Linked DNA regions of Homo sapiens: all the other regions are linked to region 2. The links are chromatin loops, found by intact Hi-C in ENCODE. Cell type or tissue: PC-9. All regions are shown on one strand.

Region 1 (5,000 bases), 78 kb after region 2:
GGTTGCAAGTACATAGTCTGTACTTATCTGTGCACCATTTGAGGACCACCAGATAATTAAGTCACACTCACATTGAGATATTTCTCCTCTGTCTCCATCCTCAGTTCCCCTACATCAGCCTGGGTGTAAAAATATCACCACAAAATAGCAGTGGCCCTATCTCCTTGACTGTCACCTCCTCTCATATATCTCTAGCCCCACTGAAAATCCTATCTACTCATTAGTAAGAGTGTTCCCAGGGGTGACCTCAGGTGCACCAGAAACCATCCAATTCCCTCTGTCCTGTCCTTACTGCAGCTATTTCCTACCGTCTTTCCATGAGGCCTCTCTGAACTGTGAGGCTTTGGACAGGGCCTCATTGCCAGCCCTGCTCTGGGCCCCACAACAAGAAAATTGCGCTCCCGGCCAAAGTGTGTGTTCTCTGTGGGGGTCCTGAGGCTATACGGTGGCTTCAGCCACTTCCACTGCCAGCTCCACCTACCAGGCACCGCCCGACACAATGGTCACAGGAATCCCTGGATTCAGTGCCAAAGTGAGAAGAATAGTGACTGTAGTAGTCTAGTAGTCAGGATTCTCCAGAGAAACAGAGAAAATAGGAAAGAGAGAGAGATGAGAAATGTGTGAGTGTGTGTGCATGTATAGTGTGTGTGTGTATATATATTCAGAGAAACAGAACCAATAGAGTGTGTGTGTCTGTGTTTGTGTGTGTCTGTGTGTGTATTATATATGTGTGTGTATGTATATATATATATATATATATATATTCAGAGAAACAGAATCAATAGCGAGAGAGAAATAGAAAGAGAGTGTATGTCTGTGTTTGTGTGTGTCTGTGTGTGTATTTTATACATATATATATATTCAGAGAAACAGAACCAATAGCGAGAGAGAGACAGAAAGGGAAAGTGTGTGTGTGTGTGTGTGTGTGTGTGTGTGTATAAAGAAAGTGGGGTCTGGTGTGCAATTTTAGGGAATTTGGGTAAGTCCCCAATCTGCAGAGTAGGCCGGCAGGCTGGAGACCCAGGGAAGAGATGACACTGCAGAGTTCGGAGGCAGTCTATTGGCAGAATTCTGTCTTCTGTGGGGAGGTCAGTCTTTGTTTTTTTTAAGGCCTTCTACTGGGTAAATGAGACCCATCCATATTATGGAGGGCAATTTGCTTTACTCAGCACTTACTCATTTAAACGTTAATCTCATTTAAAAAATATTTTCGAGGAAACATCCAAATGTTTAACCAAATTTCTGGGTACTGTGTCCCAGACAAGCAGATACATAAAATTACCCATCGCCTTTTTTGTTTGACATTTTAGTAACTCTCCTTTGGGGTCCCACCTCCCTTTTGGTGGGCTTACAGCCCAAACCAGTCATTCTCAACTCCAAAGGACATTTGTGGCAGTCACAGCTGGGGGAAAACTACTTGCATCTAGTGGGTAGAGGCCAGGAATGCTGCAAAATGTCGTCTAATACACAGCCTGGTTCCCAACAACAGAATTTTCCAGTCCCAAATGCCAATAGTAGCATTGCAGCTGAGAAACCCTGCTCCAAATGACCAGTTCACTTCCTGTCTCTAACCCTGTTCATTATTGCTTCATCCTCTCTGGCCTCCTTTCAGGTCACAGAGCATGCCAATTCCTTCCCTCCTTGGGGCCTCTGCAATCATCATTCTCACTGCTTGAAACACTCTGCTCCTTGCAGGGTTGGCTCTTTGTCATCTCTCAAGTTTCACCAAGAAATCCCACCCCCACATGCCCCTAATCCCTGTCAGTTTCATTAACCTGATTATGTCTTCATCACCAGCTGACATTTGCTTGCTTTACCTTGTACATCTGGATCTTGTTCCCCTCAAATATAAGCAGGATGAGTACCTATCACTAGGCTCCAAGGACAAGTGCCAGCCCTGGAACATAGTAGGTGCTCAACAAATAATTAGGGAAGGAAAGGAATTAAGGGAGGAAAGAATGCCTTAGACTTTTTTTTTTTTTTTTTGAGACAGCGTCTCTCTCTGTCACCAGGCTGGAGTGCAGTGGCACGATCTCGGATCACTGCAACCTCCGCCTCCCCGGTTCAGGCGATTCTCCTGCCTCAGCCTCCCGAGTAGCTGGGACTACAGGTGCATGCCACCACGCCCGGCTAATTTTTGTATTTTTAGTAGAGACGGGGTTTCACCATGTTGGCCAGATGGTCTCGATATCTTGACCTCGTGATCCACCTGCCTCAGCCTCCCAAAGTGCTGGGATTACAGGCGTGAGCCACCACGCTCGGCCAGACATTTTTAATGAATGTCACTCTCCCCATGTGTTTCGTTTCCAAACACACACACACACACACACACACACACACACACACACCCCACCAGCTCAAATACGTGTTTATAGGATCCGTTTCCAAAAAGTCACCAAGAGAGTAGTTCCTGTACACTAACCCTGCCCCCAGAATGCTGAGTTGTTTTCTATTGAACTTAGAACACGAACCCAGCCTTTTTCTCAACGACATCCTTCTCCCAAGACACAATGTGGCCCCTCATGCCAACGTGTGTGAACTCTACTCCCCACCCCTTAATCTTCCTAACATGCAGAGATCCCTTAGATTTAAAGTGCAACCCCTGCTATGAATCAATAACTTTAGAAGGACTTACCACAGAAAGAGATTAGCATGAGAAAGCTAAGCAGATATCATCGCAACAGTTCACTTTAAAAATACCACCACTCCTTCTATCTGTGACTACAGATGCCTCCTCACAGAAGTGGGGCAGAGATCATCTAGCCAGAACCAACTAGCAGGTCATCTGCGCCTCCCCCGTCCACGCCAATTCCATTCCCCGCTCTCTCCTCATGTGCTAAGTTCTCCCACGTTCTTACGGTGTCAGCGAAGAATTTATACATGCCTCTAAAGTGACTCACTGCATGAGTATTACTGTTTATTTTTAGCACCTTGTTGTTTTGCCTATAAATCCCTCTAAATGTCATTTCTCACTGCCTGGCCCCTTTCAGGACAATATGGCATGCTCCTCGAAATGTCCTCTCACTGGGTCCCTCTGTTCTCAGTTCTGCCCACAAGGCCACTGCACATGGCTGCCCACGATGGAACTGACCTGCCTCTGCCATCTCTAAATCTGGAATAAATCCCCTTCCTGAGTAAATATCCATCCATCAAGTGTGCAGGATAACTATTTCCTCCAGAACACCCACTGTTCAGGAAGACAGATGGAGATCTCTGAGATGGGGCCACCACGGAAACCATCCACAAGGGAAACAGCTCTGACCCTGGACTCCCTTGCTGCCTCCATTCAAAGCACCCTGTCTGAGAATTAAGTTGTGATGAGAGATCATCTGCCTTGCAGGTGCAGAGGCAGCAGAAGAGCCACCTGTGTTTTTCCTCTGCCTGGCACGTGGGTGATTGCAATACTCTGGATGTGCACCTTCCACAGCCGTCGCTTGGATTCACTGGCCTAGTAGAAGACAGTGCCGAGAATGGGTGGCAAAGACCCATGTTTCCCATGACACTTGTGAAAATGAGGGGCAGAAAGATCCTCTGAAGTACCACTCAGTCTACCCAGAAAAGAGTAGAATCTGTCCAGTTTAATTTTTGATCATTTTATGACTAAATAATCTCAAAGTTTAAAAAGGCATGAAAGACCATCTAAACCAATTCTTTTATGGTACCAAGGAGGCAAGGCCCATATTGGGTGAGTACCAGGCCCAGGGCTGCACACATAGGTTATGGCACAGCTGAGTCTGGACTCCAATGCTGTCTTAGCTGATTTTCTGTTGCTATAACCAAATGACTGAGACTGGGTAATTTATAAAGAGAAAACACTTGTTTCTTATAGTTCTGGAGGCTGAGAAATCCAAGGTTGAGGGGCTGCATCTGGCGAGGGCTTTCTTGCTGGAGGGGACTCTGCAGGGAACCCAGGTGGTGCAGGGCATTACATAGCAAGGACTTCATGACAGACAACCAAACTGGCTTTTTTAACAGACCCACTGTTGTGATAACTAACCCACTCCCTCAATTGCCTATTAATCCATTAATCCAATAATGACTCCATCACCCCTCAGATGTCCCACCTCTCAACACTGCCGCATTGTGGATCACATAAACTTTTGCAGGACACATTCAAATCATAGCAGATGCCTTGCCTTCTAGGGTTGATCCTGTAACAACTGCCATGTCATCTTTTCTTTTTCCTCCTGTCCCTTCTTTCTTCATCTTATAAACCATCTATTCCCATTCCACATGTTTCTGCTGGGGGTTAAAAGTCCCTACCTTCCCCCAACTTCCTGGAAACTCTGATTAGTCCAGAGAGTAGTCAAGTGACCCAAATTGAAGTAATGAGATATTTTTTTGAAAATGGATACTGATATATGGATCATGAGAAGTGTATTAGCCAGGGCAAGCTAACTGCTGTAACAAACAACACCAAAATTGTAGTGGCTTAACACTGTAGAGGTCGGTTTTTGTTGGCTTGTTTACTCACTTAATGGCCCAATGTGGGTATATGCTGGTGGCCTTCCACCAAGTCTCCCTGTATCCCCTAAACCATGGAGTCCTCATTGAATCCCCTGCAGCTTCCTGGCAGCTGGGGGAAAGAGACCTGAGGTGAAGACTCCTGGGAGGGAGTGACACGCATCTCTTCTGCCCACCTCTCATTAATCAGAAACCATTGTATGCGCCCACCTAATTGCAAGGAAGGCCAGGAAAAATAGTCTAATTGTGTGCCCAGGAGCAAAAGGAAAGAGTAGGACAAATGACCCAGAGGGAGTTGCCAGGATCCATATTTCCTGCCATGTGGAAAAAGAGCCGCTGGTAGATGAAAACAAAACATAGCAAAGCAAAGATTAAAAATAAATAAATAAATAAATAAATAAATAAAAGATGTGAGAAACGTTATCTGATCCCCTGGATAGGCCATATCTGATGTTGGACCAATTCCTGCACCTATCTCTCAAAGAAAGCATTCTTATGTTTATCAAAACATATTCAGCAGGATAATAATTCAACTG
Region 2 (5,000 bases):
CTCCAGGAAGAACACAAGGAAAGGGTAGAGAGGGACACCTTAGTGGGACAGGATGAGTACATCGACAAGTAATTTCCATTTTCAGCATTCCAGGATAATCATAGCAAATCTTATGTTCAAATTTCTAACAACATAAATAATTAGAAGAGATAATAATATCCTTTGTTAACACAATTTCATTATTCTTTTAGTTATTTTGATTTCCATGTGCAGCCCGTAAACCTGCAGGGGATCTTTTTAAAACCAAGCTATTAATTACTCCTTCCAAATGAGGGAAGGAATGAAAGCACAAATTCAGAAACAAAGAGCACCATTCCGATGAGATGATCTGTCCAAACACACCACAGGCCACTATTTTGACTATGCCCACATTAACACCCCACATTTACTTGCTGAATGGTGGAGTAGCTTGATCTTTAGGTGACCTAATAAAGAACTGGGTCTCTGTTGCTCATTGCAAAGTTAATCTCTCTGAATTTCAGTTTCTTCAAATGGAAATCATGAGGACTACGTGAGGCTGAAACACACACACATGCTAACATATGCAGTATCCCGTGCATATTCGGCACTCAGTAAATGTTAATCTCTCAGTCCTTTGCTTTCCTTAGTCTCTTCCTTCCTTGTTTCCATCCCTAATTATAGCAGAACCTGGCCACTTCCCTCTGCACTCACCATAAACACTAACAGCTTTGTATTGCATGCATTTGTAACCCTATCTGTGGTGTTTTTTTGTTTTGTTTTGTTTTTTGTTTTTTTCGTTTTTTGCACTCTGCAGACACAGGCTAGGTCAGAGGGGCCAGGGTTGACACTCTGAGAACAACCCTTAGTCAATACAAGCAAGAATTGGAGGATAAACACTTTCAGTTACCTGACTGCTCAAAGGGCTCATGTCCAAGGCATATTTTATATCGTCTCCAAGATGTCCCCAGCAGAAATGAGCCCCAAATGCCCATATCAACTTAATCATTAACATCCTGTATTGTTTTTTCCCTTCTCTGCCTCAAGTCCCCATTCTTCTCTTGGTTCTTCCTGGCATCACCTCCCAAATACACTACTCCTCACCAAATCCTGACCGGAGTCAGCTTTTGGTGAGACTCAACTCAAGACACTGAGCAACCCAACCAAGTGGTCCCTCCTGCTCCTGAATGGATAAGATATGCCCAAGATTTCACTTGAGATTGGACTGAGTAGAGCTCATTCCCTGGCCCCGGTATTTCAATAGCCCTTTGAAATGCAGCTTCAGCTCTCACTACTCTTCATAAACTCTTTTCTCAGACGTTTCCAACACTCTCGTAATTGCAAATTCACAGTCCTTTGATCCTTGTCATCCCTGCAGAACTCAACACTGATGTCAACCTTTACTTGAAACTCTTCTCCCTTGTTTGTTCTGAAATTCATTCCCTAGTTTTTCTCTGCCTTTTGTCTTCTCTGGATTTCCTTTAAATGCCTGTTCTTTACATGTAGGCTTTCACAAGACTCTCTAACTAGAATTTGCTTCTGACTTTGTATTCTCCTCCTTGACATTCTCATCCACTTTGATATCTCAAAATATCTTCTTTCTGCTTTTGGCACCTAAACCCACATCTTTAACTCTATCTTCTGTCCTTTTGATCAAACTTCTTCTCAGCTATGGAATGATTTAATGCTGGTTGAGTTACTAGTGCCAGTGAATGAACACTGCTCAGACCAATATCAAGTGAAATCTTGCATGTATCTTATCCACTCAAGAGCAAGATAGAGCTATTGATTGGGTTACTCAGTGTTTTGGGTTGAGTTTCACCAAGAGCCAACTGGAGCAAGAATTTGAGGAGAAGTGTGTTATTTGGCAAAGTCCTGGTAAGCATATCTACATAAAAATTCTCCCATCACCTCAAACCCAAGTGTTCCAAACTGAAGTCTTTATCCGCCTCCCCCCGACAAGCCTGTCCCTTGTCCTGTGATTCTTGCCTCAGTTAAATTGCCTCTACCTCCCAGTGATGCTTCATGTTGAAGTCCTCTCTTTCATTCACGTCCTTTTCCCAAGGAGTTTCTCTCATATATGTTGCCTCCTTTCAGGTGTCTTTAGTTCAGAGTTTCATGATCTCTCATCAAGAATAACGCAGTTGCTTACTAACAGCATTGACTTAGCAACTCACCATTCACCATCCATTGCATGTATATAATCACATAGCAAAATTCCCATGTGCTGGGTATTATCATTAGCCCCATTTTAGAAGTGGAGATATTGAACCTCAAAGAGGTTAAGAAGCTTCTTCAACATCACCCCAGCCAGTACTCAGTGTACTGACTAGAAAATCAGCTAGAAAAATCTTGAAGAATTTCCACTATGCTAGATGACTCATTGGAGTGGATTGTAAAGTCCTTCCTGCATTTTATGCATCAGAGGAGAATACACTTTCTACTGCTACAGTAAACATAGTCTTTGAGAGGGTAGAATATTAGCTGGAGCGTGGACTCTGGGCATGGACTCTGGATTCACTCTGGCCTGGGTTTAGATCTCAGTCTTGCCATTTACAAGCTCCATGGGCAAATTAGTAACTTTTCTAAGCCTTCATTTTTCCCATTAATAAAATGGAACTAGTCAAATCTACTTCAGATAACTGTAGTGAGAATTAAATGAAATACTGGAAGAAAAGCATCTAGTATATGCCTGGCATGTTACAGGTGCTCTGTAAATAGTAATGATCATAATAATAATTCTATAAAGTTTTTTTAAACCAAGGAAGAAAACAGAAGGGAGTATAAGGGATGACGTAACGATGTAAAAAAGTAGTTTCTTTTTGAACAAAATTTTAGAACAAATAAAACAGGCAAAATCTCAAATCTGAACACTCACTTAGCAATGCCAAACTAAGGAGTCATTTTCATAAAGGTAGAATGTACTAAAGCAATACTTTATTTGGCCACACCATCTATTTACAAATCTTCACCACTGTCTCTGAAAATGAAGAAATATAGCCCTCATTTGGTTTGGATTCTACCTGTCTTCGCAATTTTCGCAAAGGTTCTCCATCCTTCCCCTTACAAAAAGCTATTTCAGGTCAATCCAAAAAAGTAGTGACAGATCAGGACAGTGACAGATCACTAATGCCTTGAGGCTGGTCTCAGCGCTTACAGGCATGAGTGGGAAAGGCATTAGACTTCATGGTTCTGTCATAGAGGAGCCACGCTCACATGACAATCTTTGGTGGAGTCTATGGTCATATCTTTGTGTCAACCAAATCCACATTCCAGAGCCCATCAGTGATCAATCCACTGTCTGGGTAGTGTGTTGGTATAAGAATAGGCATTCAAACTGGAAAAATGTTGACACAGTAATTTTCTCTATGTGGTTTAAAGAAAAAGTGAGCAGAGATATTATAAAGATGTGAGATTCCAGTGAGACAGAAAAGTATGGCTAGAACCTCAGTGAGAAGAGGTGCTGATCTCAGGAGACAATGACTGAGGCCAGCGTTCTGCTCAGCCAGGGTGGGAACAGTGAGTAGGTTTTACTGAAAATGACTGACTTGAACATTTTCTCATGGTGGAAAAGGGATTCTGGGTTATACAAAGGTTTGGAGTGTAAATCCATTACACATCTGCAATGCTCCCCACCTCAAAAAAAAAAAAAAATATCTAAAGTTAAGTAAGAAGTTTGATCTAAAATGGGCTGGCTATGTTTTGGCAAGTCCAGGAAAATGAGAATGCTTCCATTGGAACTATTTCATTCTCCATTGCAAAACCTAGGCCTCTTTCTTTAGAAGTCCAGTGAACTATCCCTACAAGTTCAAACAGTGTCTGCCCCGGGGTGAAAGGTAGGGAGGACCATGACATAGTAAAATCTAGAGACAGGGAGAAGCCTAGAAATGTGGTGGCACTAACAAAGCACTTTCATCTTCAAAGCTCTTTATAAGTGTTAATTAATTCATCCTTCCCACACCCATATAAGGCAGCAAGAAGAGATCAAAGAGCTCTGCACAGAATTTGGCAGGATCAGCACAGGGAAGCATGTAGCCCACACATTGAAAATAAGGGAGTAAGTAAGCACTTAGTAAGAGCTCTTCTCCCAAGCCCCACCTCCTCACCACCACCTCCAACCCAAAAAAAAGTCACATTGAGGAGATATTCTGGAAGAGAGAGATAATGTAGTATTAGGAAAGACACATTTAGTGACCCCATGTCCCCTTCTAAAAATATAATTAGAGAAGAAGATAAATAAGCTTTAATCCAAATAATCCTCGTTGTTCCTGAGTTCATTAAAACCAAATCTGTTAGAAAAAAAAAAATCCACTACACCAGAAATCACTAGATGATCAAGGAGAAAACAGTTCTGCAGAAGAACAGAATCCAGACCATGGGGGCCAAACATACATAGGTTAATAAATCTGGTTATTTCATCATTCTGCTTTTATTTGTTTATTTGCTTACAAATGTGTGAAAATAGATCTGATTATTTCCAGTAGATTTAGAAACTGATCTAGAAAACATAATTCTTTTGTTTCAGTGGAACTTAACAGAACATTCAAATCTTTTTTAAGAACTCTTTTAAAATATTCTAAAATTTCGAAGTAAGATACCAAGTATTTTTTTTCAACTGTTAGTTTAAGTTCAGGGGTACATGTGCCAGATGTGCAGTTTCGTTACATGGGTAGACATGTGCCACGTTGGTTTGCTGCGCAGATCATCCCATCTCCTAGATGTTAAGCCCAGCATCCAATAGCTATTCTTCCTGATGCTCTCCCTCCCACAACACTCACCTCCAACAGACCTCAGTGTGTGTTCTTCCCCCCATGTGTCCATGTGTTCTCGTCATTCAGCTCCCACTTATAAGTGAGAACATGAGGTGTTTGGTTTTCTGTTCCTGCATTAGTTTGCTGAGGATAGTGGCTTCCAACTCTATACATGTCCCTACAAAGGACGTGACCTCATTTCTTTTTATGGCTACATAGTAATTTCCATGGTTTATATGTACCACATTTTCTTTATCCAGTCTATCACTGATGGGCATTTAGGTTGATTCC
Region 3 (5,000 bases), 170 kb before region 2:
TGCACACACATGAAGAGCTTACTCATTTTTTTTTAATAAGGGCTTAAGGCAACTCATCCTGAGGGCTGCCTCTTGTTTTAACAAGAACCAAATGAAAACACCTAACTGAGTTATTTCATTTATAAAGTCCTGCTTCCTGCTTCTACACTGGGTTCTTACAATTTTCCCCAGCCATGTGGTGAAGTCCCAGCCCCACCTTTACCTTCTCCCTCATATTTCAGCTGCCATTTTGGGTCTTGGCTATTGTCTGTGCATGCTTTTTCTTAGTTAGTCTGTTCTCACACTGTTCTAAAGAAATACCTGAGACTGGGTAATTTATAAAGAAAAGAGGTTTAATTGGCTCACAGTTCCACAGGCTGTACAGGAAGCATGGCTGGGGAGGCCTCAGGAAACTTACAATCATGATGGAAGGCAAAGAGAAGGAGGCAGGTCTTCATATGGCCAGAGCAGGAGAAAGAGAGAGGGAGCGGGGAGGTGCCACACACTTTCAAACAACCAAATCTCATGAGCATTCACTATCACAAGAGCAGCACCAAGGGGGAAATCCAACCTCATGATCCAATCACCTCCCACCAGGCCCCACCTCCAATACTGAAGATTACAATTTCACATGAGAGTTGGGCAGAGACAGGACCCCAGCCATATCACTGCCTAAGTACCCAGCTCTCAGGCCTTCTGATTTCTGCCTGAATTGACCCCTGTTAACTATGAATGGTTTTTTTTTTTGATTGATTGAATTGTAATAACCAATTTCTTCCCTATTTAATTTAATCACAGTTCATTAATATGTTATAGTGCTTTTAAGAAGATCTTTTTTTTAAGTTATATTTTAAGTTCTGGGGTACACGTGCAGAAGGTGCAGGTTTGTTGCATAGGTATACACATGCCATGGTGGTTTGCTGCACTCATCAAGCCATCATCTACATTAGGTATTTCTAATGCTATCCCTCCCCTAGTCCCCCACCCCCCAACAGGCCCCGATGTGTGATGTTCCCCTCCCTGTGTCCATGTGTTCTCATTGTTCAACTCCCACTTATAAGTGAGAACATGTGGTGTTTGGTTTTGAATTACATGACCCATTAGTAATCACTGGTCCAGACTTTTTCCTGTCTTTCTAAACTATTCATTTGGAATACCAACTACCTTTCAGCACTTCTTATCTCAGTTGTTGATTCCAAGTAAAATGCCAGGGTACACATACATATCTTTTTTCCCATGGGCCCAGATTATCAGATTATCATGTTACTTCTTTCCGTTTTTTTTTCTTTTTTTTTTTTTTTTGAGTACTATTGTTGACTTTAAGTGGTGTCTTTTCTCTCACATACTTAAGTTTGGCTTTAAATAATTCCCAGAGCCAAGTCCCTCCGCTAAACTATGAAAATACTGCTAGGAGGGTTTATTAGTTAAAGTTCTCCAAAGAAATGGAACCAATATGTTATTTTATATATACTTCCCACATTGGTTCTGTTTCTCTGGTGTGTGTGCGTGTGTGTGTGTGTGTGTGTGTGTATACACACACACACACACACACACACACACACATACATATGGAGAGAGAGAGAGATTGTAAGGATTTGGCTCACACGACCATAGAGACTGAGAAGTCCCCGAATTTGCTGTGTGCAAGCAAAAGGCCCAGAAAAGCCAGTGGCGTAACTCCAGTTTGAGTGCAAAAGCTTGAGAGCCAGGGCACCAAAGGTGAAGATCCAAGTTCAAGGGTAGGACACCCATACCTGCACTCACAGACAGCCAGGAAGGGGGTGCGTCTTCCCTTCCTCCTCTTTTTGTTCTATTTAGGCCCTTAATGAATTGGATACTATCCTCTCACCCTAAGGAGTGCGATCTACCTTACTAAATTTACCAATTCAACTTGTCAAGGCTAATCTCATCTGGAACACCCCACAGACACACCCAGAAATAACACTTAACCTGGGTACCCTGTGGCCTAGTCAGGTTGACACACAAAATTAACCATCACAGGAATCAATTTCTGTGACTAGCCCCTTTCAAAACTTTTGTTACATACTTCCTGAAAAAGCTTTCAGCATCTCTTAGACAGTTTACGACATCATCTGAAACACAGAAATGACGCTTAAAAAGCAGCCATTTACTACAGGACCCTAGGTTCACCTGCCTCATGAATAATTCTACACTCCTGTTACTTATTTTCTAGGAAAAGATAAAAGGTGGTATTCATCCTTCCCTTTTTCCTCACACTGTAATATTACTTGTCAATTAACTTAATGCTCTGCTTACCCTTGAGGTAGCCTCAGGGTACTAGCAGATGTGTTTTGTTTAAAGGGTACGCTAAAACTACAAAAAAAAAACAGAAGTCATCTTAGCCTCTTCATTGCTTCTCTTAGTTAATGGCAGCACCATGCTCCCAGACACAGAAGACTAGAAACTGATAAACATCTTCAGTGTCTCCACATCTTTCACTTCAACATTAAATCAGAATTCTCAATGCCTTTGAAATCAAAGACACTGTTCAGTCCCACAGACACTGACCTCGCTCAAATTCCTTCTACCTCTAATGTTTAACTTCCTTAACCCAACTTCCAGGTAGGCCTCTGGAAAGACAAACAGCTACTTTCCCCATGTCTTCTTCCTCTTCTAAGAGGAGGGACACACATTTAATGAGTCAGACTCCAAGCATGTGCCTGGCCTACACATGCAGGGTTATTGTGGATTAATCATCACATCCACAGGTGTGGCTCTTTTCTTCTTTCTTTCTTTCTCCTTTTATGGCCAAGGAATAGCGAAGTGGCCCAAGCCTTTCTGCACAAGGAAGAGATCGAGTCATCTAGTTGTCTTGCTCTTTCATGTATATTTAAGCCATTAGACTCAAAAGTTATTGTCGTTGAGGCAAGTTGGATCACAGCATCCAAGTTACAGTCTAGGCTTAGGAACAGCAAGAAGGTTTCTTGGGCTTCTTGTCTACATGCCATGTTGCAAGCCCATCTTAACAGAGTTATTGGCATTGTGGAGTTGTTGACAAAAAGTCCAACCAAAAAAAAATATTATTTTGCTTTTCTTTGCATTTGACCCCAAGCATGAACATTTCCCTCAGCAACCTTACGAGATGAGTGGTTTTGATCTTGTGAAGATTAGTATACCAGACTACCAGTCCTAATGGTCCTCAAAATCATAAAAGACATGATCCTATTGTTCATATCCAATCACGCCAGATTCTTTTGTGAACCATCTGATGTCCTGCTTGCCTCCATTGGGTACTGCATGGCACTTAAGCCTATAGGATGTCATTTAAGACCATCCAATATCCAGGTTGAAATCTATCTTTACAATTTTTTTATACACTGACCCTGAACCCATGAATCCACCACCATGAACTTCTTAAATGGATCCTTCTTAGGCCTCCATGCGTATCTTATGTTGTTTCTCCTTCCAGGAAGCTTTCCCTAAATCTTGATTTTTCACTCACCATATTCAATTCTTCCATATTTATTCACTGAGTATCTTGTGTGTAGCAGCCACTGAGCCAGGTTTCATGGAGGTTTAAGGCATATAAGATATTCAGGCCGGGCGCGGTGGCTCAAGCCTGTAATCCCAGCACTTTGGGAGGCCAAGGAGAACAAATCATGATGTCAGGAGATCGAGACCATCCTGGCTAACACAATGAAACCCCGTCTCTACTAAAAATACAAAAAATTAGTCAGGTGTGGTGGCAAGTGCCTGTAGTCCCAGCTACCTGGGAGGCTGAGGCAGGAGAATGGCGTGAACCCGGGAGGCAGAGGTTACAGTGAGCCGAGATCGCCCACTGCACTCCAGTCTGGGTGACAGAGTGAGACTCCAACTCAAAAAAAAAAAAAAGATATTCAAAGTCCCACAAAATGTGTATATTTCCCAATTTTATTACTGAATGATAGGCCTCTTGGGGAAAGATACTAGTTTTATTCATTCCTGTATTCTTCCATTACCTTGAAAAGAGGCATATATACAGATGATTTTTATATAATTAGTTAAATACCATATTGTCACATGGGAAAGTCAGGCTTGGAGTCTAGAGTTGATAGCAAATTTGTAATATTAAGTAACATTTTTACTCTACTTATTTTGTCCCAAACACAGTCTGTTCCAAACAAATTGCATGCATTTCCCTCTCAACATCCCTATATGGCAGGTAATATTATTATTTCCATCTATACAGATGAGGAAACTGAAACAGATAGAGGTTAAACAACTTGCCCAAGGTGACACAATGGGCACGTGGAAAGCCAGACCATCCATGTTTATAGTGGAGGGATGGACAGTAGCTTTCTGTTTCACAGGATGGTTTCTGGAAGGCTCTAGTCTGACTATTTCTCTTGCCATTTCTTAGAAGAGTAGAGATCCAGGGACATACCAGACCAACCAGTCACAATGTTAGAAAGAAAAGTACCCCTGAAAAAGATGATGAGAGAATCAAAATTGCTGACTACAGTACAAAAAGCCCTTAAATTGAGATTCCAAAGACTTCAGGTTTTGTCCTGGCTTTGCCACTTATGAAGTGGGTAATTTTGGATAAGTCACCCCATGATCCTCATTTTTCTCATCTGGAAATGGGATAATAATGATGGCTTTGTATGATCATGGAGAAGATCAAATAAGAAGCTAAACAGGAAAACATTTGACATTAACAGATCATTGCAGGAATTAAAGAAACCACTGTTGCTTCACAGTCTTATGGCAGGACTCACTCTGGCTGGTAGGGTTAATAGACAGGGATTTTGTTGAGAGGTCCTAGTGAGGAAGCTATAAATGACAGAAGTTTAGTGCAAGGAGGCCTCGAGTTGCTTCTGTAGTCTGTGGGGATTCAGCTTTTGCTACATTGAGATAGTGAAGGAGAGGGTGAACACAGTCTATTTAACTTCCGAAGTTTTGAGTCAAAAGTCTTTTTCTCTTCATTTTAAGTACCGATCGAGAACTTCTTCTGGTAAATAAAGTGATTTTCACCTAAGTTTAAAATCCAAGTTGATATTTTGTTCTTTTTTTAACTTGAA

What was found. Hi-C counts contacts between places; a loop is a spot of excess contacts. Peaks named below come from ENCODE experiments on the same cell type or tissue, not always from the same donor. Only the 100,000 strongest peaks of a DNase experiment are listed, where the experiment ranks them.
Region 1: a loop joins it to region 2, with 5 times the contacts of the local background. A loop is called at or near these places in 5 of 110 quality-filtered maps.
Region 3: a loop joins it to region 2, with 5 times the contacts of the local background. A loop is called at or near these places in 2 of 110 quality-filtered maps.

What each region holds. Positions count from the first base shown.
Region 1 is chr2:226,659,164-226,664,163 of GRCh38, forward strand. No RefSeq gene overlaps it. Among named protein-coding and RNA genes, the nearest start is that of MIR5702, 2.9 kb to the left of the region's middle. In PC-9, no CTCF peak of the experiment used is centred here; DNase peaks (open chromatin) are centred at 1,598 and 2,818; H3K4me3 peaks cover 249 bases; H3K27ac peaks cover 2,618 bases.
Region 2 is chr2:226,581,506-226,586,505 of GRCh38, forward strand. No RefSeq gene overlaps it. Among named protein-coding and RNA genes, the nearest start is that of MIR5702, 75 kb to the right of the region's middle. In PC-9, no CTCF peak of the experiment used is centred here; a DNase peak (open chromatin) is centred at 2,336; H3K27ac peaks cover 494 bases.
Region 3 is chr2:226,409,293-226,414,292 of GRCh38, forward strand. No RefSeq gene overlaps it. Among named protein-coding and RNA genes, the nearest start is that of MIR5702, 250 kb to the right of the region's middle. In PC-9, no CTCF peak of the experiment used is centred here; a DNase peak (open chromatin) is centred at 2,649; H3K27ac peaks cover 1,909 bases.